Regions from separate parts of the Mus musculus genome. Here region 1 is linked to region 2. Evidence: chromatin loops called from intact Hi-C (ENCODE). Cell type or tissue: left cerebral cortex. All regions are shown on one strand. Links, peaks and the distances in the headings refer to the core of each region. The heading gives the core; the rest is flanking DNA.

Region 1 (15,551 bases), core at 3,758-11,757, 59 kb before region 2:
AGAGAGAGGGAGAGAGAGAGAGAGAGAGGCAGAGAGACACAGACACACGCACACACAGACACACACACACACACAGAGACAGACAGACAGAGACACAGACAGGGACACAGACAGGGACACAGACAGAGACAGAGACAGAGACAGAGACAGAGACAGAGACAGAGACACAGACACAGACACAGACACAGACACAGACACAGACACAGACACAGACACAGACACAGACACAGACACAGACACATAGAGAGAACATTGAATCAGCCAACTTGGAGAAGAGTTTGAGGCAGAACAGCCTAGTCAAACCAGCTAGGCAGAGTTCAGAAAGAACTAGAAAGGGGTGAGTTTATTCAGCAGCAAGTTTCAGGGGCTGAAAATATTCTTGGTCTAGATTAGATTGTACAGATGTTAGAAGCTTCCCAGACTAGGCCTTGAGAGACCGACTGTTCAGTGTTCAAGAGTATTGGCTATCTTCTAGAGGACCCAAGTTCTGTTCCCAGCTCCCACATCACGGCTCACAACCATTTATAAATTCCAGTCCCAGGGGATCTGACATCTGTGGCTTTTGTGGAAACCAGACACATACACATTCTTTAGTGAGTTTTACTTCCAGGTTGTAATTACTATGTTTTCCTGTTGTTGGGAAGGTTTGTGTAATCTAAGTCCAATGGGCAGTCCTTGGTTCATAACTCCAAAGATAATTTTATGATTCATAGTCATATGCATCTGACCCAACTTCCCATCTCAACTGATCAGGGAGAAGAAAGGTCTACATGGCAATTAACCAAGGTTGAAAGTATTTCCCCAAACACACAGCACAGTAAAGGCTTGACTCATGTAAACAGTTGCACCACCTAATTAATCATGGCATTCCCAGAAGCAAAATAGATTAGGTTTCAACTACGTTTTTGCTTGATCTCTATAAGCAAAGGAACTTCAGAGAAGGCAAAGAAAAGTTACATTGAATTACAGTAAAGTTACACTGAATTACTTCAATAGAGAATCAAGGTCCCCTCAATTAATTTTCAATCTTGAGTCAGTTACAGACATAGATCCCCTCAGATGAGAGGAAGGCCAGGCCTCCTTGAGGCAGAACCTCCTACAATACCAGAAAGTTTATAGTATTTATGAAGGTAACATCACATTGGAGAAAAGTAGGCGATCAGACTTCCTCTTACCCAGGAGACACAGCCTCTGAATTGACATTGATTTCAGAAGGTTGCAGGCAGGGCAGTGCCCAGAGTCAAAGAAGAGGCTTATGAGAGTCAGGCCATTGATAGAGGTTGTTTTTTTTGTTTTTGTTTTTGTTTTTTGTTTTTTGAGGCAGGGTTTCTCTGTATAGCCCTGGCTGTCCTGAAACTCACTTTGGAGAGCAGGCTGGCCTCCAAAGATATAGGGTGAACTCAAAAATCTGCCTGCTTCTGCCTCAAATGTTTAGCCAAAGTCTGACTCACACTGGGTCCAGTGGCTCCCTATACTTATCCTATGGTTATTTTCCCAGTTCCAGAATGCATACTTGGGATAGATACATTTAAATGTTGGCAGAGTCCTCACATTGGTAACCTGATCTATGGTTGGGAAGGCCAAATGCAAGTGAATAGAGCTGCCCTAGTCAGGGAAAATAATGAGTCAAAACCAGTGTGCAAAGCCCAGAGGATTACAGAAGTTTGTGCCACCATTGAGGACTTGGAAGATATAGGGTGATGGTTCTCCCCACATCTCCTACTGGCCTGTGTAAAAGACACAGGGAACATAGAGGATGACAGCTGTTCACCACAAACTTAATTAAGCACTGACTACATTTGCCACTGCTGTTCTAGATGTGGCTTCATTCTCTCAGTAGACAAGCATATTCCTGGCACTTGGTATGAAAACATTGACCTAGCAAGTGCTTTTTTTTTTTCTTGATACTTTATTTTAAGAGTTCACTAATTCTGTAGCCTGGTGTCCTAACTTAGTTTGCAATAATCTTGATCACTAGTATCTTCCACAGTGATCATACTGGTCTATTTTACTGAGGATGTTATGTCTTTCAGACCAAGAAAGAGGTGAGTGACACCACTTTGGACTTGTTGGTAAAGCATATGTACATCAGATGATGAGAAAGAAACTGGACCAAAATGTAAAGATCTTTTACAACAGTGGAATTTTTAGAAGTCCAGTAGTGTGGGACAGACAGAGCTATTTCTTTTTCTTTTTCTTAAAGATTTGTTTATTTATTTTATGAATATGAGTACAGTGGTGCTGTCTTCAGACACACCAGAAGAGGGCACCAGATCTCATTAGAGATGGTTGTGAGCCACCATGTGGTTGCTGGGAATTGAACTCAGGACCTCTGGAAGAACAGTCAGTGCTCTTAACTGCTGAGATATCTCTCCAGCCCCAACAGAGCTATTTCTTAGAAGGTGAATGAGAGGTTGTGACATTTGGTCCCTCCCACAACCTAGAAAGAATCATGCTGCCTTCTGGTCCTTTTGGATTTGGAGGCAGCCTATTCCTCAGTCAGGTGTGTTACTCCAACACATATACCAAGTGTCTCAAAAGGCTGCTGGCTTTAAGTAGGACCTGGAATAAGAGTTTTTTTGTTTTTGTTTTTGTTTTTGTCTTTTTGAGACAGGGTTTCTCTGTATAGCCCTGGCTGTCCTGGAAATCACTTTGTAGACCAGGCTGGCCTTGAACTCAGAAATCTGCCTGCCTCTCCCTCCCGAGTGCTGGGATTAAAGGCATGCGCCACCACTCCTGGCTGTTTTTTGTGTTTTTTTTAAACTTCTTTTTTTGTTTTTTGTTTTTTGTTTTTTTGTTTTTGTTTTTGTTTGTTTGTTTTTTTTAAACACATCCAGGCCACTGTGCAGGATGCTAGGGCAATTGTGCTTATGACCAGCAGACCTGATGGAGCTTGAGGTGTCAGTGGCAGACAGGGATATTGTTTGAGGTGTTTGGCAGGACTCCGTAGGAGTATCCCAATGGAGGTTCTTGGAATTTTGGTGACAAGTCCTACTGTCAGCTGCCTGTCAAGTCCTGCATGGATGCAGAAGGGACTTTGTGACACAGTACCCACTCCTGGAGCAAAGACAACAGGGTATGGCCTCCACCAGTACTGACAGGTGCTAGGCATGAAGCTTGTTTTTATACCATACATATTTTCATGTTCCTCCTTCAGGGAATGCTCTCCCTGTTAAGGTTAATGACTCCATTATAATTAGAAACAGCATGAGTCCAGGAGGCAAGAATGTATTCTTCAGCAAAACAGTAAATACTGTGTGACCTTCAAGACAGCCCTTAAGGCTGTGGAAAAGAACTCTGAAAACATGGGTTCAAGACTATATAACTTCTTAATTATGCAAAATATAAGAGCACAATATGAATTTTATGAGGGGCTTCATGGGCCTAAAACAAACAAACAAACAACAAAGGCAGCTGCACTAATGAGCCAGCTCATCAGAAATATATGAGGCAGGTATATTTCTGAGTTCAAGGTCAGCCTGGTACAGAGCAAATTTAGGTCCAGTCATAGTGGGAATGGTGATCCCAGAGCTTGATGTCACCCAGCTAGCTTATGGTGTGTGCTTACAAAGGTAGGTGGATCTCTAATTCATTTGCTTTGTTAAAAATTGTATTTGTTGTCTTTTCCTAAGAATCAAGGGGCTCAGGTCATAAAACTCTGATTCATGGAATACTCAAAAGGGAACCTGGGGTAAGGATTTAATTGATATGTAAATAAAGACTGGGATTTGGTCTATAAGAGCTGAACTATCTAGATGAGTAATCCAGAGAGCTGTCTCTCCAGCAGAAGACAGAGTTTTCTGCTTGCACCCTTCACTGACTTCAAGTCATTTCTTCTCCTGCTCCCAAACACCCCCTCCTCAGGAGCCCCTCTCCAAGACAAAAGGGGTAATCCTTGGCATGTGCTGATAGCCATTCTCCCTTTGAGAAGCATCTCTCTTTTTTTTAATTAGGTATTTTACTCATTTAGATTTCCAATGCTATCCCAAAAGTCCCCCATACCCTCCCCCCCATCCCCCTACCTACCCTCTCCCACTTTTTGGCCCTGGCGTTCCCCTGTACTGGGGCATATAAAGTTTGCAAGTCAATGGGGCTCTCTTTTCAGTGATGGCCCATAGGCCATCTTTTGATACATATGCAGCTAGAATCAAGAGCTCCGAGGTACTGGTTAGTTGATAATGTTGTTCCACCTATAGGGTTGCAGATCCCTTTAGCTCCTTGGGTACTTTCTCTAGCTCCTCCATTGGGAGCCCTGTGATCCATCCACTTCTGTGTTTGCTAGGCCCTGGCGTAGTCTCACTAGAGACAGCTATATCTGGGTCCTAGAGAAGCATCTCTTGATCTGCTATTCTGCCTTACTTAGTGGAAAATGAGCATTTGACAATGATCTACAAAATTATCATGTGACATGATGGGCTGTCAGTCAAGAGCTGTGTGCTACCTGATCCACCAAACTGCCTCATTGGACATTCACAGCAGCAATACACTATATAGATGACTGGATCTAAGCAGATGCACAGTGCACAGTGAAGTTACATGAATAAGTTGACAAAGCCTGTGTACTACTAACAGTATGCCTTCTGTCTCCAAGCATGCACCTTAGGTCTTATTGGATGTGATTTATGATTGATTGCGAAACAGAAGCTTATGGCCTGCTTTACAGATGGTTCTGAATGCTCTGCAGAGTCTTCCCAGAAGTAGTGCCTGTAGCATCACTGTTCTATCCTGTAGAAGACATGAAAGACACTGGGAAAGGGAAATCTTCTCAGTGGACATAATTTTGGAGAGCAAACATGGTCTTGATCACATACTTTTTTTGGTGTAAAAATGATCATATGTGGTATTATATACTGATGTTTATATACTGTTGTAGGTAATGATTTGTTTGGATAGTCAGAGACTTGGATATGTTATTGGAAAATCAGAGTGAGTGACATTTAGGGAAGAAGTATGTGGGTAGACCACTCCAAATATGAGGATATTTGTGTCTCATATAGTTGCTCACCAAGCTTAGCATCAGCAGAGGATTTTAATAGCTAAATATATAGGTGGACTGGTGAGTTTTAATTCATCTTCTACTCCTTCTCTATTATTGGCTCATGGGGCACATGACCATACTTGCCATGGTGGCACAGATGGGAGGTACACATGGGTTCAACAGCATGGACTTCTTTTCACCAAGACTGACCTGGTGCAGTTGCTGCTCGGTGTTAAATCTGGCAACTACAGAGACTAACTCTGAGTTCCTGGTAACATGCCATTCTGTTGCATGACCAGTCAGAAGCTAGGTGATAGGTGGACTGCATCAGTTCACTTCTATAGTAAAGAATGGCAGTGATTTGTTCCCATTTTAAGAGATACTTCTTCTGGTGATGGATTAGCCTTTCCTGAAGGTCAATGATTCAGACAAAGTACAGTTTTTTGGATTAATAAGAGCTTTTGTAGTATTCCACATATTGTTTCTGACCAAAGAATTCACTTCATATACATAAAGAAGTACAATGATGGGGTTATTAGTTACACTTCTATTGTTGTGATAAAATACCATGACCAGAAGTAACTTAAAAGAAATAAAGTTTATTTTTACTTATGGTTACAGAGAGCTACATCCAGAATGGCAGGGTTGGCATGGTATCAGACAGGCATGGCAGCAGGAACAGGGAGCTGGGAGCTCACATAGCAATCACACACAGGGAGCAGAGAGAAACAGGAAATTGGGTGGGGGTGTAAGCCCTCAAATACCAGCCTTGAGATGTACTTCCTTCAGTAAGGCTGGACCTAGACATTCTATGATCTCTCCAAACTGCACCACCAGCTGTTGGTCGTTGTTGAAATGCACAAACCCATGAGGAACATTTCTCATTCAAACCACCATGTTCTTCATCAGCATGAAGCAACTGACTTGAATAAATGGTAGGATGGCTTTTTTAAAGACATAGATACAGTGCAGGAAAATTAATAGGAACAGAAACTATATTGAGGTAACTGAACCTCAACTCTCCCTCAAGGTGGATCCTGTTTTCCAACCTTTATATATGTACATTTATGTGAAAGTAACTGTGCAGATCCCAGAAAACTAGAAAGGAATGCATGATAAAGGAGGAAACAGAATCTTTAGTGGAAGTAGACTGTTTGTGATATGAAACTGTAATGGGGAATGCTGGGAGTGGAGAGGTGTGAGGAGGTATGGCCAGGACACAGAGGAGAGGAGTCAACACAAACTAAGGATGCTTGAAAACACCACACGGAAACATGAGTCTTGATAGGGGAACAAACATAAAATAAACAGTTTAAATAGACGAACCTCCAGTAGGTAGAAAAAGCTGTCCAGTAACCCCGAGTCCTGGGTTTTTTTTTTTTCTGGGTTGTTTAATAAAAACCTGTGTCAGGAATGAGATTCTTTCCTATGGGTTGTTGGTCAGGGAGTCTCACGGGAGGGGGCAAGAGCTGTCTCTGGTACTGTTTGCTCACCAGGACTAGGTAGCAAAACCAGATTGCTGAAGATGCCCCATCTTTTGATCACAAGACAGAAAACCAAGCTAGAACTTGGCTAGAAATCTCTTTCTTGCTGGCTATCTCTCGCAAAGCCAGAAGGTGATATGCAGGCTTTTGGGGGAGAAGTGTTATCAGTATTCTTACTTAGATGTGGACCCTGTGCTCAACAATTATGACAGACTAGATAAGATAAACCCACCAGTACAACCAACAGAAAGGGATGCTCATCCAAAAAGGCTTTGGTTGGGAGGTTATGTTTCCCAATAGGGAAGTACTGCTGCTGCTGTGCTAGATGGACATGATGTTCCCATTAAGTTGAGTCCTAATAACTGTTTATGTTCAGGGGATAGGAGTTATCTGCTTGGGTCAGTGAAATTTCTTTGCACAGTGGTCAGTGGTGTCTGAAGAGATAAAACTGCTCAATATACTCAGAAAACGTACCACTTATTTATTGTCCAGCAATAAATAAGACATCTATTAAGTCACATACAAGTCTCAGTGAGTATCACAGAAAGAAGGTGGGAAAACTGTCTTACATGGAGGAAGGGAGTTGGTGATGTTGGTTGGGTGATGACTTCTGGGAAAGATATGACTGCTGCACTCTTGGACTGACCGTAGCTATGATTACGTATGCAAGACATGTATAACATTAGTCCTATACTGTCAATATTCTATTTAGGGAACAAGAGATACTTGTTGATCCCACCCCTTCCTGAGGGTTTATTTATGGTAGTTGGTGGTTGATAGGGAAATGAGACAACTCTACTTCAGGTATAGATGTTGGCAAGGTGCTCATGACCCTGTAAAGAAACCTTAATGAAATTCTCTGGGTTGTTAAAAAAAAACAAAAAACAAAAAACAAAATTGAGACCTAAAAGTAGAGGAGTCGCTAGTTTGGAAGAGAAGGACAATTAATGGGAGTAGAAGGAGACAGAAGAGGATAGTAGGGCTGAATAGGAATAAAGTGCATTATGCACATGCATGAAAATGTCATAATGATTTCCATCCTCTGTTTGTAATTGATTTATGTTAATAAGAACATATCTCTGGTTCTACCTTGAAAAAAATGCAGTTATATAGCCAGCAAACTGGCTGCAGGCTGGAATGCTGGGGTTCTCCAGAAGGTGCAGTGTGCTCAAATCAGTGCCCAATATATGGTTTCTCCCATTACTCAGGCTTCACAGGTCCAGGATGGAGATGTGGAAATGGAAATGGCACCTCATCAGCATCCCCATTGAGCCACCAGCCAAACTTTTGCTTTATGTTCCCACAAGCTTATGCTCTGTTGGTCTAGAAGTCTTGATTTCAGAAGGGGGGTGCTTTGGCCAGGAAGCATAGGGGACATCCCACTGAACTGGAAGCTAAGACTACTCTCTAGCCACTTTGGAAGCAACAATACAGTTAGGAGGGGTGGTTGACCCAGACCAAAGGGAAATTGGACTCCTTCCCCACAATGGAGGTAAGGAAGATCATATCAAATGCAAGAGATCTGCACTGTGATTAAAGCCAATGGGAAACTACAACAACTCAACCCAGGTAGGATGATACATAACCCAGACCCTTCAAGAGTGAAGGCATTGGTCACTTCTCCAAGTAAAGGACCAAGAATGCCTGATGTGCTTGCTGAGGGTGGAGGGACTAGGAAATGGGTGTAGAAGATAGTTATAACTCCAGGTAAGGTTATGAAATCTGTTATAGAAATGGGGATTGTTAGTGCCAAGAATGTTTCTGTCCCAATTGTGTTCAGACTATGTTTGAATAGATAGATGCATTTATTAATCAAATATCTGTGTTTTCGTTCCTTTTGTGTTCCTTTATCCAGTAATGTAATGACTGAGATGCTATCAGTCGTTAAATGTTCTTAAATTTATCTTGTCATAGTTAAGCCATAGGACAATAAAAGACCACATTCCTCCAGGGACCTTGCCAATTTTCTGAGGAAAATACAGTGCATTTTCACTGGTAGTGAGATAACTATATAGCATTGGTCTCAAGTAAGAAACACATTTCAAAGAAGCTCCTCCCCTAGAGGTGGCCCTTTTCAGTGGTAACCACCTACATAAAAGGAAGTCTTCTGGGGGAAACTCTGCTGTTTGCTGGCCTGCTTCACTTCCTGCTGCTGGTGAGGGTGTTAATCCTTGCTGCAGCTGTGCATCCTCGCTGACATCAGACTCCAGTGTCTCCGGGATCCAGTGGACATTGAAGATCGGTAGCTCTCCAGGAGTCTTCAAAGCACCAGGTTTGGAAGTGCTGAGGCTTCTGGCTTTGTAACCTGAACAGCTCCCAGGTTCCAGCCATTGTTGAACTGGGCTGTGTGGACCCATCCAGCACACTGTAAGTCATTCTTGGAAGCCCTCTCTTATATATCCACTCTATGTTGGAGAACCCTACCTAAAACAATCTGTTGATCTGTTGTTTTCCCCAACCCCCCAGCAATGCTGGGCACCCAGCACTTCATCAGCTATCATTTTCTCTCTCAATCTTTTCTGCATAGCTCAGTGGGGCCTGCTGTAGAAAAAAGATAAAGAACAATGCTATATGACCCTTGGTTTGAGAGAGTAAGTGGGTTATATTTCAACCCAGGTCCTGGGGCTCTGGGAGGGCCAACGATTCATTCCAGGTCCTCCCACACTTCTTGTCTGTCATATTGCCTCTTTCCCATAATCATTTACAACAAGAAAGCAAATTTTGCCTTTCGTTATTTATCATATTAATCTGTTGACAATCTTTCTACTTCTTATTCTTAATGGAAGCATCAGTCTTCTTGGACAGGTCAGTTTTGTGTTTTCTGAGAAGAGACAGCCATAAAACTTCTCCTTTGCCCCACATGACTGAATGGCAAATCAGCCAGAGTTAGCCTTGAGTTTGTTTTTCAGCAGGTGATAACAGGAGATGGAGAAGTCAGAGGGAAGAAAATCTGTTTTCCAGGCCACAGTGGAGAATGGCATGGAGAACCCAGGTCTCGAGCTCATGGTAATTCAGTATGGTGGCTGCTGTGCGGCTCTGGTTGCTTTCTCAGTCTCTAGATCCCCTGAGAGGACTGCACAGCTGATCTCATATTTACCTGTGCTTGTAGGAAGGTGTAAATCTTGAGCAAAGATACACCCTGGAGGAAGTGACACAGGTACTCAGTCTGGAGGATGGCTTGGGTCATTCCTCTTTCTGGAGGTAAGGGTGGTCTGGATTCCAGCTTAGTTAGCCACCAAGAAACTGGGGGCGGGGGCAGGGAAGAAAAGTGACTGAGAACAGATCCAAGCTACTCATTCTTAGATTGCTTAACTCACAGATAGGACCAGGATCACTGCATGTTACTACATAAGCATGTGTATTTTATAGAATTAACTGAATGTCAGCCCATGACTTAGACAAGCCCATCAGTGCCTGCTGGGACAACATTAAGAAAAGAATAGCAAAGGCAATAACAGTAAATGGCTAACATTGATTGAGCACTACTATGATGAACAAAGTACATTTTTGTAGACACAAAATTTCATCCTTTTGTTAGCAGTTTAACAGTCACTAATGTAAATTCTATGGTCAGTCTGCTTAGAGCCATAGCTGAACTCGGCCCAGGAGTGTCCTGGTTCGTTTGTTTTGTTTTGTTTTTCTTGTTTGGGTTTGGATCTTTTCTTTTTCTTCTTTTTTTTTTCTTCTCTTTGCTTTTTGATACAATGTTACTACTTAGTTATAGCTGGCTTGGTACTCATTTATAAGCTAGGGTGCCCCGTTGGATTTACTGGTATGCTCTTGCCTCAAACTCCTGAGGGCTGGGATTAAATTCTTGCTGTTAAGTACATGAGTAGAATTTCATCCTGGTCTAGTGTTACACACCTGTCAACTCTGTACCTTGAAGGCTGATACAGGAAGATGAGTTCTGGTCTTAATGAGTGTAAGAATAGCCTGGGAAGTATAGTAAGATGCTCTTTCACCCCTCCCCCCATCAAAGTTTCTTTTTCCTCTTTAAGCACAATTTAGACATGAATGTTATTGATATTTTTTGCTTACCTGCCAAGGATGATTGCCACTTGGCACACTAGTGTGCTGATCTGAGACCTCCACCATCACACAGCAGGACTGATGATTCTCAAGGGCTTGAATTCTTTATTTAATATATGTGAGTGCACTGTCGCTGTCTTCAGACACAACAGAAGATGGCATCAGATCCCATTACAGATGGTTGTTTGTCACCATGTGTTTTCTGGGAATTGAACTCAGGACGTTTGGAAGAGTAATCAGTGTTCTTAACCACTGAGCCATCTCTCCAGCCCATGCTTGCACTCTTTAAATTCTAGTTGAGCTTTCCATTTCCCACTCAGGCTTAATGTCCTCTCCTTCTGAAGATGCTGTGCTTGTCATCCACTGCGATAGATGTGGGACTTAAGCCCTCATTCTCCTGTTTCCCTGTTATTCAAATAGCACCTATAATTTTCCTTGCAAAAGAAATAAACCCAGGGGCACAGCCTGAAATGGGCATGAGGCATAGTCATGAGATAGAATCACTTTTCTTGGAAAACTCCACTGCCTGTCAGAACAAATGCTACCTCCAACTTGAGGAGAGATGAGTTCTGGAGGAAGAAGCTGAGGGTAGGTTGGAAAACCCACTGTGTAGGTTCTTCATGTCTGCCTGTCCATCTACTTATTTATGTATCTATATATTGATGTATCTATGTGTTTATCTATGTATCTATCTATGTATCTAGTATTTATGTACCTATATACTTATGTATATATCTATATATCTATTGATGTATATACGTCTCTATCATCTACCAATTTATCTATGTATCCTTCTATCTATCTCTCTATTGGGACATTCTTATTCTGTCACTCAGGCTGGCCTCAAAACTTTTCTGGGCTCAGCTGGGCATACAGCTGTGACTCATCTCACCTAGCTTGGTACTTTGTTTCTTTAGACTTTTGGTATTACTCCTCCACAACACAGTAAAGATCAAATACTGGCTATCTTCTGTGAGGGCTGTATCAAGTAAGGATGTGGGTGTTTTGTGGAGGAAAGTCTTCTCCCAGACAACACACCTACGGAGACTCGGTAGTGGCTATGTTCTGGTTTAGGTCCTTTCTTATTGTATTTGGAGTGAGATGCTTTAGAACTAGTTATTTCCAGCTCCTCATAGCTATCACCTCTGATTTAAATATGCTGGCCTTCTCTGATAGACTTTGCCCTGGCTTACTCCTTTTTTGGCTTTACACACTGGTTATTAGCCTCTGTTTGTGTGTGAGGCACAGTTGCCATTCTCCTTGTATGTATGTGTAAATTTCTCTATTCTCTATGCAACAAGATAATCCAGCTCTTAGGTTCAAAACCAGTTGTGTAAAAAGAATAACTCATTTGAGCTAGCACAGAATATCTGTCAGCTGTGAGAGGGCTGTCCTCCCATACAGACACTTGGAGGTAGAGGCACAGTGCCAGTGTTCACTCACCTAGCAGTTAAACGTCTCAATTCAATTTCTACTTATAGCACTGATACAACTGCTCAAACCGTACCATCATGTAGGTAAGAGCTTGGTTCTGTTAGCAAGATGCTGGACCAGGCGAGATACAGAGTTCACGGACCCTTGTGTGTGTGCTTCTGTGACTGCTTGTTTAGTTTAAAAGGTTGCATTGTTTTTTCTTTTTCTTTTGGATGTATAGTCCATCATTTTTTTTTCTTTTTCATACTCAGTTCCAACCTGGTTTTCTAGGATTCCATTGTTCATGGGTTTTGCAAATATTTAGGTGATTTCTGAAGTACTTGGAACTTCCCAGGAAATGGTGGTTTGTGGTGAGGAGGTGAAACCCTAAGCTTGTGCTTTCTATTGACGCTTAGACTCAAGCATGTCCCCTCCTCTTTTGCAGTGGCTTTGCCCAACAGGTATTTAATTGGGTTTCACCGTGTGAATTAGGAAACAGGTAGCATATTTATTTATTTACTTTTTAAAATATTTATCTATTTATTTATTATATGTAAGTACACTGTAGCTGTCTTCAGACACACCAGAAGAGGGCATCAGCTCCTTTTTTTTTTTTTTTTTTTTTTTGGGTTTTCGAGACAAGGTTTCTCTGTATAGTCCTGGCTGTCCTGGAACTCACTTTGTAGACCAGGCTGGCCTTGAACTCAGAAATCTGCCTGCCTCTGCCTCTCGAGTGCTGGGATTAAAGGCGAGTGCCACGATGCCCGGCTAGCATCAGCTCTTATTAAGGATGCTTGTGAGCCACCATGTCGTTGCTGGGATTTGAACTCAGGACCTTCGGAAGAACAGTCAGTGTTCTTAATCTCTGAGCCATCTCTCCAGCCCCAGGTAGCATATTTAAACTAGAATAACCAGAAGAGAGTTTACTCATAAAGAGGCCATTATGTGCAAATAAAGTATAATGACAGGTGTGTGAAAATACCATAATAAAACCCAATACTGACCTAAAAATAGAATTAAGAAAAAACAAAAAGAATGGCTAGAGAGGTGGCTCAGTGGTTAAGTACATCACTGCTCTTTCAGAGGACTCACCATCAGTACCTAGAGGCCACATCCAGTGGCTTACATCTATCTGTGATCTTAACTCCATAAGCTCTGGGGTTTCCTCTGGACTCTGCATGCACAATTCTCACCTCCACAAATATACATGTAACAATAACAAACAAAGATGGACATTTGAAAATGTTATGAAGTAGAGCTGAGTCACGGGAAGGATGGTACTTGATCTAAGGTTTGAAACAGTGAACACAATCTATTTCTAGACCAGAAGGGTATTGTGCAACAGAACCTGGTAGTATAGTCAGATCAGAATCCCTCCCTGCTTAGATGTGAACTTTATGTATTGTGAGCTCTTGTGAGGTCCCATTGGCAGAAACTCACTAGACAAGCCAAGGGGTTTGGAGCTCAGTGGTATATCCTCACAGATTGAACTCCCAGGATCTAAGCAGGGTGGAGTGAGGACCTGGAGGAGCAAATAAAAGACCTGGAACTCATGGGAAGTCTAGAGTCAAATTGCTCTGTATACTTTGTGAGTGATATTCAGACTGCAAGCGCAGCCATCTTCATGGTTATTAGAGGATCACTTCTGTCAGGTACTGACACTGTAAACTTTCTGACTCATTACTTTTCTCCTGAGCACAGATGGTGTCAGAGGCCTTGAGATCCCAAATTTCCTACTGAAGTGATGGGTTTAGACAATCCAAGGGTGATAAGAACAGTTTTGCTCTCTCTTTTACTTCCCTGTATCTGAGCAGGTACACCCTGTTGAGGCAAGTCAGGGTTAGTCAGTGAAGGGTGCAAGTAGAAAACTCTGTCTTCTGCTCGAGAGACAGCTCTCTGAATTACTCATCTAGATAGTTCAGCTCTTACAGACCAAATTCAAGTCTTTATTTACATATCAATTAAATCCTTACCCCAGGTTCCCTTTGAGTATTCCATGAATCAGAGTTTTATGACCTGAGCCCCTTGATTCTTAGGAAAAGACAACAAATACATTTTTTAACAAAGCAAATTAATTAGAGATCCACCTACCTTTGTAAGCACAGACCATAAGTTAGCTGGGTGAGATCCAGCTCTGAGATCACCATTCCCACCATGCCTGGACCTAAATTTGCTCTGTCCCAGGCTAACCTTGAACTCAGAAATCTACTTGCCTTATATCTTTCTGACGAGCTGGCTCATTAGTGCAGCTGCCTTTGTTTTTTTGTTTGTTTGTTTGTTTTAGGTCCATGAAGCCCCTCATAAAATTCATATTGTGCTCTTATATTTTGCATAATTAAGAAGTTATATAGTCTTGAACCCATATTTTCAGAGTTCTTTTCCACAGCCTTAAGGGCTGTCTTGAAGGTCACACAGTATTTACTATTTTGCTGAAGAATACATTCTTGCCTCCTGGACTCATGCTGTTTCTAATTATAATGGAGTTATTAACCTTAACAGGGAGAGCATTCCCTGAAGGAGGAACATGAAAATATGTATGGTATAAAAACAAGCTTCATGCCTAGCAGCTGTCAGCACTGGTGGAGGCCATACCCTATTGGCTCTGCTCCAGGAGTGGGTACTGTGTCACAAAGTCCCTTCTGCATCCATGCAGGACTTGACAGGCAGCTGACAGTAGGACTTTTCACCAAAATTCCAAGAACCTTGCGAAAGAGAAGACTATGGCCTGCTTTACAGATGGTTCTGAATGCTCTGCAGAGTCTACCCAGAAGTAGGTACATGTAACATCACTGTCTTATCCTGCAGAAGACATGAAAGACACTGGAAAAGGGAAATCTTCTCAGTGGGCATAATTTTGGAGAGCAAACATGGTCTTGATCATATGCTTTTCTTGGTGTAAAAATGATCATATGTGGTATCATATACTGATGTTTATATACTGTTGTAGGTAATGATTTGTCTGGATAGTCAGAGACTTGGATATGTGATTGGAAAATTAGAATGAGTGACATTTAGGGAAGGAGTATGTGGGCAGACCACTCCAAATATGAAGATATTTGTGTCTCATTTAGTTGATCACCAATACTTGCATCAGCCAAGGATTTTAATAGCCAAATATATAGGTTGACTGGTGAGTGCTAATTCATTTCCTATTCCTTCCTCATTATTGGCTCATGGGGCACATGACCATACTTGCCATGGTGGCACAGATGGGAGGTGCACATGGGTTCAACAGCATGGACTTCTTTTCACCAAGACTGACCTGGTGCAGTTGCTGCTCGGTGTTAAATCTGGCAACTATAGAGACTATCTCTGTGTTCCTGGTATCATGCCATTCTGTAGCATGATGAGCCAGAAGCTAGGTGATAGGTGGATTGCATCAGTTCACTTCTATAGTAAAGAATGGTGACCAATCCCTTCCGGTCCACTCCAACACTGGGGTGCCTTGTCCTCTGAGTCTCCGGACACCCGCAAGGACCCACACAGGATCCCCCATGGCATCCTAAGACCTCTGGTGAGTGGAACACAACTTCAGCCAGGAGGCAGGTTCAAACACCAGATATCTGGGCACCTTCCCTGCAAGAGGAGAGCTTGCCTGCAGAGAGTACTCTGATCACTGAAACTAAGGAGAGACCTAGTCTCCCAGG
Region 2 (15,551 bases), core at 5,172-13,171:
CCTTCCATGTCTGTGGCTGTAACCTCAAATGACAGCAGACTGCACACAGGGCAGGATGGGGCTACAAAGAGATGTATAACTAAATTGATAGAGATATATTAAATTAAATGGGTATTTGGCTATAACTAAACTGGATCAGGTTGCCTGAGAGGTGGGAGGGGAATTCTCACTAGGGTTCAGGAGTTTGAGGTCAACCTAGGCAAACTAGTAAGTCTTTATCAGAAGAAAAACAGACTGAAGAAATGGGAGGAGGGGAGAGTGGAAGAGGGATGGGGAAGAAAGAGAACTGGGAGGGGAAAACAGGAGCAGAGAGAAAGGAATGAAGAGGGAAAAAGAAAGGATGGAGAGGGGGAAGTAGGGAAGGGAAGAAAAGGGAAAGGTTAGGGAGGAAGGGAAGTGTGGGAAAGAAGAGAGGAAGGGGAAAAATAGGTGAAAAGGTGAGAGGAGGAGACAGGAAGGATAGGGGAAGAAAGGGGAGGACCAATTGGCTCACTGTAGTGTTCATTGTACAGTCTCCTTGTGAGTCTTAACTGAGTTAGTCCATGTAAGGAGTAAGCTTAGTGGTCACTTAGTGGACTGCTTTCACTTCAGCTCAAATTAAAAGCTACTTAGGAACTCAAACCCACATTTAACAGAACTATGTCCCTTAATGGTGCTCAGTACCTGTGTGTCCATTTCAGGATTTCTTATTCCTATATTTTTTTTGCTTTTTGTTGTTTGGTTGGGGGATTTTTTATTGGTTTTTTTTTTATTTGTGTGGATGGGTGGATGCATAGATGTATGTATGTATTATGTATGTATGTATGTATGTATGTATGGGTGGATAGGTAGATGGATGGATATCTAGATGTATATGCACCCATGTACTCTTGAAAAGCAGAAATTGTCATTGGATGCCCAGAACTGGAGTTACAGGCAGGTAGTGTGAGCCTCCCAGTATGGACACTGGGAATTGAGCTCAGATCCTCTGGAGGAGAAGTAAATACTCCTAACTGCTGACCCATCTCTGCAGCCCCTTCTTGTTTGCTTCTTATCATTCTTCTACCCTAAGATTCATTTCCACAAAAAACAAACAAACAAACAAACAAACAAACACCACCTCCTGCCCAGGAGTAGCTACATAATCTCCAGGTCCTAGTATATAGAATGAAAACTATGGGCCTCCTGTCCAAATGTACAGAGTATTCCAAGACAGAATTAACAGAGCATTCAACCAAACACATGGACCCCTGAGAGTGGTCATGGGATGCTGCCCAGGTCACACATGACCTCATCCCTGCCCCTGTTTAACCTCCAGAGAAGTCCCTGCCCCTACCAGGAAGCTGTCAGTCATTTGTTAAACAGACAAAACCTCTAGAGTAGCCTCAATCACAGGAAAAACACACAGGCTAACCAGCCAACAAATCCATCACTGGGGCCTCTATGGGGTGCCTCCTGGAATGCTGTGCCCCAGGAACTTAGGCAACTGCTTTCTGGACAATGAATGATGAGAAAGACAGAAGAATTTGAGGACTCTCCTAAACAAAAGGAGGGATGAAGTCGAGTTAGACATCTGGACCTCTCTGGTACATTTGAGTCTCTCTAATGTGACTGGCCCCTTCTTCAGTTTTAAGGGTGGGTCTGTGGTGCTGATGCAATGGCACTGTCATGTCATCTTGCAATCTGTGGAGAAAATCCAGAACATGTATTGAAAGTGGAAGAATTATATGTGGAGGAAAGAGAAAGAAACAACCAACTGTAAAGTCCAACTTTCTTATCTTTGGCCAAGCAACTGTTACGTGGATGTACTATATGCTACTTAGTCACCGTTGGAGGAAGAGAACAAGTTTTGGAATCATCCTGATTTCAAGAAGATGATGTTCCATTACATCAGCACCAGCGGGATTGACTATTATCAATGGGTGTGGAACAGAGATTCTTCCAATAAAATGAGTCTTGAAGATACCAATTACAATGGCTGGGATAACACACGTCATCAAGATGCAGATGCCTGGTAGCATCACAGGATGTTACACACTCAGGCCCACAGTAAAATCGTCACACAACTCACTTAGTAAAGACAACAGGTATCCATCTCTCCCACCCTCACCTCCCATACATACTCCTGAATTTGCAAAACCTGGACTTATACCTGCTGGGCATGGTAGATCCCAGGAGAGTTCAAGGCCAGCCTGGGCAACATACTGAGATCTGAAACTCCCCTCTCTATCACAACAACAAATCAATTCATCTTCTTTCTTCCTTTTGCCCTGCTTGCTTCTGGGCTTCTCTCACCCCGACATTATTTTCTTCATCTGGCCTTGTGGGAATGCTAGACATGCATCCCTCCTGTGCTCTCACTGGGAGCTTCTAAAGAGTTTGTGAAGAGGAAAAGGAGACATGGAATGGAATGCAAAGGTAAGCATGTGGCGATGCATTTCTCCAGCAGAGGGTGATGGCTCACACATGCAATCTCAGCACCTAAGAGGCAGAGGCAGGAGGATCACCAGAGTTCAAGGCCTGGTCTGCATAGAGGTCTCAAGTCAGTCCGGATGTAGAGGACAGAGATAAAATGAGAATACAGCAACTCCTGAGGAGCCACAGTGTCTCTGTGGTGCTGGACCTTGTTGCTCTCCTGTCTCTTGCTTGTGATGGGATGGATGAGGCTTGGTAGGGTGGGACTGTGAGCATATTCATCCGTTCTAGAGATTTCTGCACCATCTTATGGGAGTTTAAGATCTTTGTTCCTAAAAGTTACTCTTCTTGAGAACCTTTGAGTTGAGTTACGATTCTATAAACCAGACTTCAGGCATTCCTTATTGACTTATAATTAGTTCTTTATTGATTTGGAGTTGGCTAATCACTTTCATGACTAGACTGTAAGGGGTACAAAATCTGAAAATATTGTTTTTGATTGACCAACTCCTGACCCTCCCACTGTGTGTTCTAACTGCATTCCTGTGGTGAAAATCTATCTCTGTTTGAAAACCAGGTTATCAGGATGCACTCCTTACCAAATACCTGGTCTTAAGTGTTTCAGAGCTTGAGCCCATGGGGTTGTTTGGTTTATTGTTTTACTATTAAGACACAAATGCAAAGATTTGAATCATGAAGCTCTGTGGGCAGAATGGCCCAATAACTATGAGGAGACAATTTAACTTCCTTGAGCCTCAATCTCTGCTTCTGTAAAATGGACGTGCCACCACCACCTATGACAGTAAGATAACTGGAGAAGTTGACTCAGTGGATAAAGATCCTTGCTACCAAGCCTGAGGACTTGAGTTCAGTCCCTGTGACTTACCTAGGTTAAAGAAAGAACACACTTCCACAACTAATCTTCTGACGTACACACACAAGACCCTACACCAACACACATAATTCTTTAAAAGTTAGTTGGAGACATTAAATTACAACAAATATCAAGGAAATAACAAACGAGTAGCCACTTTCAGTACGAGATGTCAGTAGTGATCACTTTCTTCTCACTTCCAGAACTGCTTCCCTCATTTACTTACGTTTCCTCACTTATTGCTACCCACGAATTTTTAGGAAGGCTAAAATTATTATTATAATTTTATAATATCCACCGATTATTATGGCAGTTTTCCAGTTCAAGCAAGGAGATGGAGTAATTTGCGGAAGTCATCCAGAGAGCAAATGACAATACTATTTGAGCCCAGAGTACTTGTTGCTAACTAGGAAGTCACTGCTCATTCTGCCTCAGGCCCCCATTCCTATGGCTTCCCTTCCTGCTCCAATATCACTTATTCTTTAAGACCCAACTCAAGATCCTCCCTTGCTCTGATTTCAGCCTTTGGGCTGCAGTCCAGTACCCTCAAGTACTGTCTTATTCTGTTGTCTGAGCTATTTATGCAACGATCATGTGATGTCGTTTTATTTCTTTCTAGTCTTGCTGTCTGTCATGTTGTCTTGTATTATACCCTAGAAGAAAAAAGTTTATTGTGATTTTAAGTTTTTAGTCACCTTGACATGATCCAGGGTCTTCTGAGAAGAGGATCCTCAATTGAAAGGGTCTGTATGCAAATTTGAGTCATTTTCTTGAACAATAATTGATATGGGAGGCTCTTCCCCAAGATGGATGGTGAAACTCCTGGGCAAGTAGTTCTTTTCTCTCTTTCTTTCTTTCTTTCTTTCTTTCTTTCTTTCTTTCTTTCTTTCTTTCTTTCTTTCTTTCTTTCTTTCTTTCTTTCTTTCTTTCTTTCTTTCTTCCTTCCTTCCTTCCTTCCTTCCTTCCTTCCTTCCTTCCTTCCTTCCTTCTTCTTTCTTTCTTTCTTTCTTTCTTTCTTTCTTTCTTTCTTTCTTTCTTTCACGTTACACCCAATCACTTCACTGCCCCCACTCCTGGTCACTCCCTCTCACAATCCCTCCCACCATCCCACCATGCCCTTCTCCTCTGAGAAGGTGCTCCCCCCTCAGGTATCCCCCTCACCCTGGCACATCAAGTCTCTGGGAGGCTAGATTCATCCTCTCCCACTGAGGCCAGACAAGCCCAGCTAGAAGAACACATCCCACGCACAGGCAACAGCTTTGGGACAGACCCTCCTCCAGTTGCTCAGGACCCACATATGTGCAGGGAGGCCTGGGTCCAGCCTGTGTATGCTCTTTGGTTGGTGGTTCAGCTTCCGAGAGCCCTAAGGGTCCAGGTTAGTTGACTCTGTTGGTCTCCCTGTGGAGTTCCAACCCCTTTCAGGGCCCTCAATCTTCCTCCCAACTCTTCTATAAGAGTCCCCAAGAATCTTCCATCCATTGTTTGGTTGTGGGTCTCTGCTTTTAGTCTGAGTCAGCTGCTAGGTGAAGCCTCTCCCATGCTCATGGATCAGTAGGACTAACGTAGTAAAAATGGCCATCTTCTAAAAGCAATCTCCAGGCAAGTAGTTCTTAATTATATAAGAGAGTAAGTAGTCTGAGTGACCCATGAAAGCAAGCCAGGAAGTAATATCTCTCCATGGCCTCTGTTTCAGTTTCTCCTTCTGGGTTCAGTCCTCTCTTCCCTTCATGGCACTCTGTAAGCTGAAATCTGAAGTGAGCCCTTTCCTCCTCCACTGCTCTTGGTCACTTCAGCAATAGAGAGCAAACAAGGATATTTAACTAATTGATTAATTAGTTAACTAATTAATTAATTTTTTAAAAAAGCAAAATGGCAATCTGAAAGGATTATTCAGAGCCAGGGATGTGGACCAGTGATGGAACATGCACTTAGTGTGCTCAAGACCCTCGCTTTGATCCCCAACATCAGAAAAAGCAAACATGTAGCAAGAACACTTACTCTTAGGAGTGAATCTTTGCTTAATCCTGAAACTGCAAATAAAATTTATTGAATATAAAATATTTTTAAAAATTGCATTTTCAGTGGCACATACCTGTAACCTCAGTTTTCAAGAGGCTAATGCAGGAGTATCACCATGAGTTTAAGGCTACATTGTACTGCATGCTAATGTTTAGAGCAACCTCAAAAACACCAAGAAGTGTATATCTGTAGCATCACTATCCCATTCTGGAGCAGATATGAAGGACAGTGGGGAAGGGAAATTTTCACAGTGGGCAGCATTTTGGGAAGGATATCTGGCCATGATCATGCAATTTGCTTGGAATAAAAATGATCAGATGTGGTATTATATACTGATGTTTATATACAGTTACAGGCAATGATTTGTCTGGATAGTCAGAGGCTTGGACATATGATTGTAAAATTGGAGTAAACAACATTTAGGGAAGGAGTGCCGCAGACCCTCTGGGTCCCTTTGTCTTTGTGGAACGAGTCTCTGGGGCAGGTGGGCAAGGCGTCAGTGGGTGACAGACAGACCAACATGTGAGATTGTGTAGAATCTGAATGTCTTTTTTCAGGTCGAGCATCAAACTTTTTATACCGAAGAAATAACAAGAAACCAGGCAAAATACAATCCACCAAGTTACAGTGATGCAATACAAAAAGAATGTATACATCAAAAGAAGGCAGGGACCAGGCTGCTGCCACAAAGATGGGAGCCAGGTGTAAACTAGTCTATTGTTAAACCCACCACCAGGGGTTCTGCACTAGCAGACCTTATCATGAATACTGCAATACCCCAACCCTCCTATTTCCTGGGTCTACAGAAGAATTTACCAACTTGCTTCTAATATGAAGCTTGCTATACCTAGCGGTAGAGAAGATCTCTGTCTCAGTGGGATTACCTAGCTCTATTATGGTATTCCCTTGTTTGGGTGAGATTTGCTACTGTCCTTAGTAAATATTTTGCAGACCAGCTCTGATCTACTGACTCTGTCTTTTGTAATGCTTACTTAGTTACTGAATAGGTAACTTCCTTACTGCATTCCTGCCAGATTCCAAGCTCCTCAATTCTGGGATCTTGGAACACTGGGGAGACTTAACTATATCAGAATTTAATCTTTAAAAGCAATTATAATAAAACACTAAAAGAGAGCTCATAGTTCCATACACCAGACTAACTCGGGAATAGGGTATGAGTATGGGTAAATGAGAACGCCAAAGCTCCAGGAGGCGAGTTTCCATGAAACTCTTTCTCATGAGTGCTTCCAGACTTTTCAGCTTGTCAAGCAGACTTGACTGGAGTGCATGGCAAAGAAGGATGTGGGGAGACCACCAAAATATTAAGATATTTGTGTCTTATATAGTTGCTCACCAAACCTAACATCAGCAGAGGATTTTAATAGCCAAATATATAGATTGTTCTGTGAGTGCTAATTCATCTCCTACTCCTCTATTATTGGCTCATGGGGCACATGAACATACTTGCCATGGTGCACATAAGTTCAACAGCATGAACTCCTTATTACCAAGGCTGTAACTCTGTGTCCTGATATCATGACATGCTGCAGTATGAGCTGCTAGAAGCTAGGTGATAGGTGGACTGTATCAGTTCACTTCTATAGTAAAGAATGGCAGTGATTTGTTCCCACTTTAAGAGATACTTCTTCTGGTGATGGATTTGCCTTTCCTGAAGGTCAATGATTCAGACAAAGTACAATTTTTTGGATTAATAAGAGCTTTTGTAGTATTCCACATATTGTTTCTGACCAAAGAACTCACTTCATATACATAAAGAAGTACAATGATGGGGTTATTAGTTACACTTCTATTGCTGTGATGAAATACCATGACCAGAAGTAACTTAAAAGAAATAAAGTTTATTTTTACTATGGTTGTAGAGAGCTACATCCAGAATGGCAGGGTTGGCATGGTATCAGACAGGCATGGCAGCAGGAACAGGGAGCTGGGAGCTCACATAGCAATCACACACAGGAAGCAGAGAGAAGCAGGAAATTGGGTGAGGCTGTAAGCCCTCAAATACCAGCCTTGAGATGTACTTCCTTCAGTAAGGCTGAACCTAGACATTCTATGATCTCTCCAAACTGCACCACCAGCTGTTGGTCCTTTTTGAAATGCACAAACCTATGAGGAACATTTCTCATTCAAACCACCATGTTCTCCATCAGCTTGAAGCAACTGATTTGAATAAATGGTAGGATGGCTTTTTTTTTTGTTCATTTGTTTTTTGTTTTGTTTGTTTGTTTGTTTTTGAGACAGGGTTTCTCTGTGTAGCCCTGGCTGTCCTGGAACTCACTTTGTAGACCAGGCTGGCCTTGACTCAGAAATCTGCCTGCCTCTGCCTCCCAAAAGTGCTGGGATTAAAGGCATGTGCCACCACCAACCAGCAAAATGGCTTTTTTTAAAGACATAGATACAGTGCAGGAAAATGAATAGGAACAGAAACTATACTGAGGTTCTCAGTTCTCCCTCAAGGTGGATCCTGTCTTCCAACATTTATATATGTACATTTATGTGGAAGTAACAGTGTAGATCCCAGGAAAGTAAAAAGGATCACATGATAAAGGGGAAAAGGTAATCTTTAGTGGAAGTAGAATGTCTGTGATGGAAAGGGGAATGATGGGAGTGTGAGGTGTAGGAGGTGTGGCCAGGACACAGAGGAGAGGAGTCAACACAAACTAAGGATGCTTGAAAACACCACATGGAAACATGAGTCCTGATAGGAAACAAACATAAAGTAAACAGTTTAAATAGACGAACCTCCAGTAGGTAGAAAAAGTTGTTAAGTAACTCCGAGTCTTGGGTTGTTTAATGAAAACCTGTGTCAGGGATGAGATTCTTCCTCGAGGGTTGTTGGTTAGGGAGTCTCACGGGAGGGGGCAAGACCTGTCTCTGCTACTGTTTGCTCACCAGGACTAGGTAGCAAAACCAGATTGCTGAAGATGCCCCATCTTTTGATCACAAGACATAGAAAACCAAGCTAGTACTTTGCTGGAAATCTCTTCCTTGTTGGCTATCTCTCCCAAAGCCAGAAGGTGCTATGCAGGCTGTTGGGGGAGAATTGTTATTCACACTCTTACTTAGCTGTGGACCCTGTGCACAACAATACTGACAGACTAGATAAGATAAACCCACCAGTACAATAGTGGTTGGGGTTAGGTTTTGTGTCAACCACCAGGAAGGAATTCACAGTTAAAGGCCTGTGGTTGGGAGGTTATGTTTCCCAATAGGGAAGTACTGCAGTTGCTGTGCTAGATGGACATGATGTTCCCATTAAGCTGAGTCCTAATAACTGTTTATGTTCAGGGGATAGGAGTTATCTGCTTGGGTCAGCGAGATTTCTTTCCACACTGGTCAGTGGTGTCTGAAGAGATACAACTGCTCAATGTACTCAAAACAAGTGACCACTTATTTATTGTCCAGCAATAAATGAGACATCTATTAAGTCACATACAAGACTCAGTGAGTATCACAGAAAGAGGGTGGGAAGAATCTCTGAGATGGAGGAAGGGTGTTGGTGATGTTGGTGATGCTGGTCGGGTGATGACTTCTGGGAAAGATATGACTGCTGCACTCTTTGACTCACCATAGCTATGATTACATATGCCAGACGAGTATAACATTAGTCCTGTACGGTCAATATTCTATATAGGGAACAAGAGATACTTGTTGATCACACCCCTTTCTGAGGGTTTATTTATGGTAGTTGGTGGATGATAGGGAAAGGAGACAACTCTTCTTCAGGTATAAATGTTGGCAAGGAGCTCATGACCCTGTAAAGAAACCTTAATGAAATTCTCTGGGTTGTTAAAAGAAAACAAAATTGAGACCTAGAAGTAGAGGAGTGGCTAGTTTGGAAGAGAAGGAGCATTGTTGGGAGTAGAAGGAGACAGAAGAGGATAGTAGGGCTGAATAGGATCAAAGTTCATTATGCACACATGAAAATATAATAACTTCCATCCTCTGTAATTGATTTATGTTAATAAGAACATATCTCTGGTTCTACCTTGAAAAAAGATGCAGTTATATAGCTAGCAAGCTGGCAGCAGGCTGGAATTCTGAGGTTTCTAGAAGGTCCATTGTGATCAAATCAGTGCCCAATATATGGTTTCTCCCATTACTCAGGCTTCACAGGTCCAGGATGGAGATGTGGAAATGGAAAAGGTACCTCATCAGCATCGCCATTGAGCCACCAGCTAAACTTTTGCTTTATGACCCAAAAGCTTATGCTCTGTTGGCCTAGAAGTTTTGACCCCAGAAGTGGGGGTGCTTTGGTCTGGAGATATCCCACTGAACTGGAAGCTAAGACTACTCTCTATCCACATTGGAAGCAACCATAGAGTTAGGAGGGGTGGTTGACCCAGACCAAATGAAATTGAACTCTTTCCCTACAATGGAGGTAAGGAACATCATATCAAACACAAGAGATCTGCACTGTGATTAAAGCCAAGGGAAACTACAACAACTCAACCCAGGTAGGATGATACATAACCCAGACCCTTCAAGAGTGAAGGCATTGGTCACTTCTCCAAGTAAAGGACCAAGAATGCCCGATGTGCTTGCTGAGGGTGGAGGGACTAAGGAATCGGTGTAGAAGATAGTTATAACTCCAGGTAAGGCTACGAAATCTGTTATAGAAATGGGGATTGTTAGTGCCAAGAATGTTTCTGTCCCAATTGTGTTCAGACTATGTTTGAGTAGATAGATGCATTTATTAAGAAAATATCTGTATTTTTATTCCTTTTGTGTTCCTTTATCCAGTAATGTAATGACTGAGATGCTATCAGTCGTTAAATGTTCTTAAATTTATCTTGTCATAGTTAAGGCATAGGACAATAAAAGACCACATTCCTCCAGGGACCTTGCCAATTTTCTGAGGAAAATACAGTGCATTTTCACTGGTAGTGAGATAACTATATAGCATTGGTCTCAAGTCAGAAACACGTTTTGAAGAAGCTCCTCCCCTAGAGTGGGTAGCCCTTCTCAGTGGTAACCACCTACATAAAAGAAGTCTTCTGGGGGAAACTCTGCTGTTTGCTGGCCTGCTTCACTTCCTGCTGCTGGTGAGGGTGTTAATCCTTGCTGCAGCTGTGCATCCTCACTGACATCAGACTCCAGTGTCTCCGGGATCCAGTGGACATTGAAGATCGGTAGCTCTCCAGGAGTCTTCAAAGCACCAGGTTTGGAAGTGCTGAGGCTTCTGACTTTGTAACCTGAACAACTCCCAGGTTCCAGCCATTGTTGGACTGGGCTGTGTGGACCCATCCAGCACACTGTAAGTCATTCTTGGAAGCCCTCTCTTAGATACACACTCTATGTGTTCTTTTCCTTGGAGAACCTTATCTAAACAATCTGTTGATCTGTTGTTTTCCCCAACCCCCCAGCAATGCTGGGCACCCAGCACTTCATCAGCTATCATTTTCTCTCTCAATCTTTTCTGCATAGCTCAGTGGGGCCTGCTGTAGAAAAAAGATAAAGAACAATGCTATATGACCCTTGGTTTGAGAGAGTAAGTGGGTTATATTTCAACCCAGGTCCTGGGGCTCTGGGAGGCCCAATGATTCATTAAAGTTCCTCCCAGACTTCTTGTCTGTCATATTGCCTCTTTCCCATAATCATTTACAACAAGAAATCAAATTCTGCCTTTTGTTATATATCATATTAATCTCTTCATAATCTTTCTACTTCTTATTCTTAATGGAAGCATAAGACTTCTTAGAGAGGCCAGTTTTGTGTTTTCTGAGAGGATATGTCCATAAAACTTCTCCTTTGCCCCACATTACTGAATGACAAATCAGCCAGTGTTAGCCTTGAGTTTTGTTTTTCAGCAGGTGATAACAGGAGATGGAGAAGTCAGAGGGAAGAAAGTCTGTTTCCCAGGCCAGAGTGGAGAATGGCATGGAGAACCCAGGTCTCGAGCTCATGGTAATTCAGTATGGTGGCTGCTGTGTGGCTCTGGTTGCTTTCTCAGTCTCTAGATCCCCTGAGAGGACTGCATGGCTTATCTCATATTTACCTGTGCTTGTAGGAAGGTGGAAATCTTGCGCAAAGAAACACACTAGAGGAAGTGACACAGGGACTCAGCCTGGAGGATGGCTTGGGTCATTCCTCTCTCTGGAGGTAAGGGTGCTCTGGATTCCAGCTTAGTTATCAACCAAGAACCTGTGGGTGGGGGGCAGGGAAGAAAAGTGCCTGAGAACAGATCAAAGCTACTCATTCTTAGATTGCTTAACTCACAGTCAGGACCAGGATCACTGCATGTTACTACATAAGCATGTGTATTTTATAGAATTAACTGAATGTCAGCCCATGACTTAGACAATCCCATCAGTGCCTGCCGGGGCAACACTAAGAAAAGAATAGCAAAGGCAACAACATTCAATGGATAACATTGATTGAGCACTACTTTGATGAACAGAGTACATTTTTGTAGACACAAAATGTCGTCCTTTTGTTAGCAGTTTAACAGTTAATAATGTAAATTCTATGGTCAGTCTGCTTAGAGCCATAGCTGAACTTGGCCCAGGAATGTCCTGGTTCGTTTGTTTTGTTTTGTTTTTCTTGTTTGGGTTTGGATCTTTGCTGTTCTCTTCTTTTTCTTTCTTCTCTTTGCTTTTTGATAAAATGTTACTAAGCAGTTATAGCTGGCTTGGTACTCATTTATAAGCTAGGGTGCCCCGTTGGATTTACTGATATGCTCTTGCCTCAAACTCCTGAGGGCTGGGATTAAATTCTTGCTGTTAAGTACATGAGTGGAATTTCATGCTAGTCTAGTATTACACAACTGTCAACTCTGTACCTTGAAGGCTGATACAGGAAGATGAGTTCTGGTCTTAATGAGTGTAAGAATAGCCTGGATGCTCTTTCACCCCTCACCCCCCATCAAAGTTACTTTTTCCTCTTTAAGCATAATTTAGACATGAATGTTATTGATATTTTTTGCTTACCTGCCAAGGATGATTACCACTTGGCACACTAGTGTGCTGATCTGAGACCTCCACCATCCCACACAGCAGGACTAATGATCCTCAAGGGCTTGAACTCTTTATTTTTGTATGTGAGTGCACTGTCGCTTCTTCAGACACAACAGAAGATGGCATCAGATCCCATTATAGATGAGTGTGAGTCACCATGTGGTTCCTGGAATTGAACTCAGGACCTTTGGAAGAGTAATCAGTGCTCTTATCCACTGAGCCATCTCTCCAGCCCACGTTTGAACTCTTTAAATTCTTGTAGAGCTTCCCACTTCCCACTCAGGCTTATTCTCCTCTCCTTCTGAACATGCCTTGCTCGTCATCCACTGCGATAGGTGCGGGACTTATGCCCTCAGTCTCCTGTTCCTCAGTTATTCAAATAGCACCTATAATTTTCCTTGCAAAAGAAATAAACCCAAGGGCTCAGCCTGAAATGGGCATGGGCATAGTCATGAGATAGAATCGCTTTCCTTGGAAAACTCCACTGCCTGTCAGAACAAATGCTACCTCCAACTTGAGGAGAGATGAGTTCTGCGGGAAGAAGCTGAGGGCAGGTTAGAAAACCCACTGTGTAGGTTCTTCATGTCTGCCTGTCCATGTACTTATTTATGTATCTATATATCAATGTATCTATGTGTTTATCTATGTGTCTATCTATATATCTATGTATTTATGTATATATGTATCTGTTATTTATGTACCTATGTATTTATGTATATATCTATTGATGTATATATGTATCTATCATCTATGTATCTATCTATGTATCTATTTATCCATATATCTATCTATCTATTGGGACATTCTTATTCTGTCACTTAGGCTGGCCTCAAATCTCTTCTGGGCTCAGCTGGGCATACAGCTGTGACTCACCACACCTAGCTTGGTACTTTGTTTCTTTAGATTTTTGGTATTGCTCCTCCACAACACAGTAAAGATCAAATACTGGCTATCTTCTGTGAGGGCTGTATCAAGCAAAGGTGTGGGTGTTTTGTGGAGGAAAGTCCTCTCCCAGACAACACATCTACGGAGACTCGGTAGTGGCTATGTTCTGGTTTAGGTCCTTTCTCATTGTATTTAGAGTGAGATGCTTTAAAACTAGCTATTTCCAGCTCCTCATAGCTATCACCTCTGATTTAAACATGCTGGCCTTCTCTGATAGACTTTGCTCTGGCTTACTCCTTTCTTGGCTTTACACACTGGTTATTAGCCTCTGTTTGTGTGTGAGACACAGTTGCCATTCTCCTTTGGATGCTTTGTAAATTTCTCTATTTGCTATGCAACAAGATCATCCAGCTCTTAAGTTCAAAAGCAGTTGTGTAAAATCAATAATTCATTTGAGCTAGCATAGAATAGCTGTCAGCCTAGATTGGGCAGGCTCTCGAGCTATCTTAACTTATATCACAGCCATGTGTCCCTTGTCACTTGCTGTTTCTCATGGCCATATGCTCATGGTTCAACTCCTCTCATGGTGGCCTCTTGGGGAGGAAGGAAGAGGAAGAAAGAAGAAGGTGCCATGGCATAGATGCGTTGTCAACACATGGCCGTGAGGACTGGCCAGTTGGAGTAGGAGCAGCTCAGGGAGAACATGTCAAGTGCTATCTCAGGGTCATTGACAAGGAAGTAGACAAAATAGCATAGAGGGTTGATATCTTCCCAGCTCTAGTGATTTGAGGCTTATTGTAAATATGAAGGTTTCTTTCTTTTATTTGGGAACTAAATGATCTAAGGTGGGGTAGAAACCTCCAAACACAGTTGTGTACATAACTTTAGCTATGAAAACTGGCACTTCAGATGATGGATTTGTGGTTAGAAGATAGGGACCTAATCCTCTGCCTGTGACTTATTTTTACAATGCCAGAGCATGTCCTCTATTGTTTTGTAGAAGCTTGTCCAACTGGTATTTAACTGGGTGTAAAATAAGACCTTTGACCTTTTGAAAGGGTCTAGACACCTGTGCTGGGCAGTCCTCACTATTTTCTCACACCATCAGTTGATTCTGAGTCGACTCCTTCAGTTCCTGCTTTTATTTCTTTCTTCAAGCAGGAGTAGTAAACACTCAGCTGGGGCTTCACTGCCTGCATTCACTGGAGCTGGATTGTCTGAAAGCTGCCTCATGTTCTCCACAGCTTGAGCTGAGTGAATGAACAGCTAAAGGAAGAGCTCCAGGTTCTGGGAGTGACACAGAGCTCTGTCTGCCTCCCGAAGTTAGGACACTTTCTACATCTTGCCAATAGTTTTACTAAGAAAGCTTTTGGATTGTTTGCTGCTGGATGTGGTGACCACCAAAGTCCTGTTTAGCTAGAGCTTCTGACCATGCTGGACCATTTGTCTTCCACCCACCACGTGGGGATGGGGGCAGAAAGCCTGTGGGAGGGCTGTCCTCCCATACAGACACTTGGAGGTAGAGGCACAGTGCCAATGTTCACTCACCTAGCAGTTAAACGTCTCAATTCACTTTCTACTTACAGGACTGATACAAGTGCTCAAACCGTACCATCATGTAGGTAAGAGCTTGGTTCTGTTAGCAAGGTGCTGGACCAGGCAAGATACAGAGTTCACGGACCCTTGTGTGTGTGCTTCTGTGACTGCTTGTTTAGTTTAAAAGGTTGCATTGTTTTTTCTCTTTTTCTTTTGGATGTATAGTCCATCGTTGTTTTTGTTTTTGGTTTTTTTTTTTCTTTTTCATACTCAGTTCCAACCTGGTTTTCTAGGATTCCATTTTTCATGGGTTTTGCAAATATTTAGGTGATTTCTGAAGTACTTGGAACTTCCCAGGAAATGGTGGTTTGTGGTGAGGAGGTGAAACCCTAAGCCTGTGCTTTCTATTGACTCTTAGACTCAAGCATGTCCCCTCCTCTTTTGCAGTGGCTTTGCCCAACAGGTATTTAATTGGGCATAGTTTTTTTTATATATATAGTGAAAACATTATATTATAACATGCTTTTCCAAATCAAATTATTAAAATTAATATTTAAGTTTAAACATAGTCTTTAAACTCTACATGCATACTTTTGACTGGCTAAACTACACGTTAAACGCCTCGATACATTCTACTCACAGTTCAGACTTTGAAACACAAACGATCTATTAATAGAGCTACTACAGGACAGATTTGAATTAGAGGTCTTAGGTCATTTTTAAGCTCACTTTCAGAGCACAGATCATTAACAATTATTTCTGCATTGTATTCACAAACACTGATATAATTTGTACATTTATATTAAAACAAATACAATGTTTAAAAATGAACGTGTATTAAAGTAGTTTAACTGATACTGTAGGTTTTA

What was found. Peaks named below come from ENCODE experiments on the same cell type or tissue, not always from the same donor. Only the 100,000 strongest peaks of a DNase experiment are listed, where the experiment ranks them.
Region 1: a loop joins it to region 2, with 2.0 times the contacts of the local background. A loop is called at or near these places in 5 of 42 quality-filtered maps.

Annotation. Positions count from the first base shown.
Region 1 is chr2:122,417,807-122,433,357 of GRCm38, forward strand. It overlaps Slc28a2 (solute carrier family 28 (sodium-coupled nucleoside transporter), member 2), which reads left to right and starts at 8,629. Exons shown (of 20, transcript NM_172980.4): 1 at 8,629-8,829. In left cerebral cortex, for the core only: no CTCF peak of the experiment used is centred there; no DNase peak of the experiment used is centred there.
Region 2 is chr2:122,475,529-122,491,079 of GRCm38, forward strand. It overlaps Slc28a2b (solute carrier family 28 member 2b), which reads left to right and starts at 9,413. Exons shown (of 18, transcript NM_001085518.1): 1 at 9,413-10,562; 2 at 11,116-11,212; 3 at 11,316-11,407. The coding sequence starts at 11,132. In left cerebral cortex, for the core only: no CTCF peak of the experiment used is centred there; no DNase peak of the experiment used is centred there.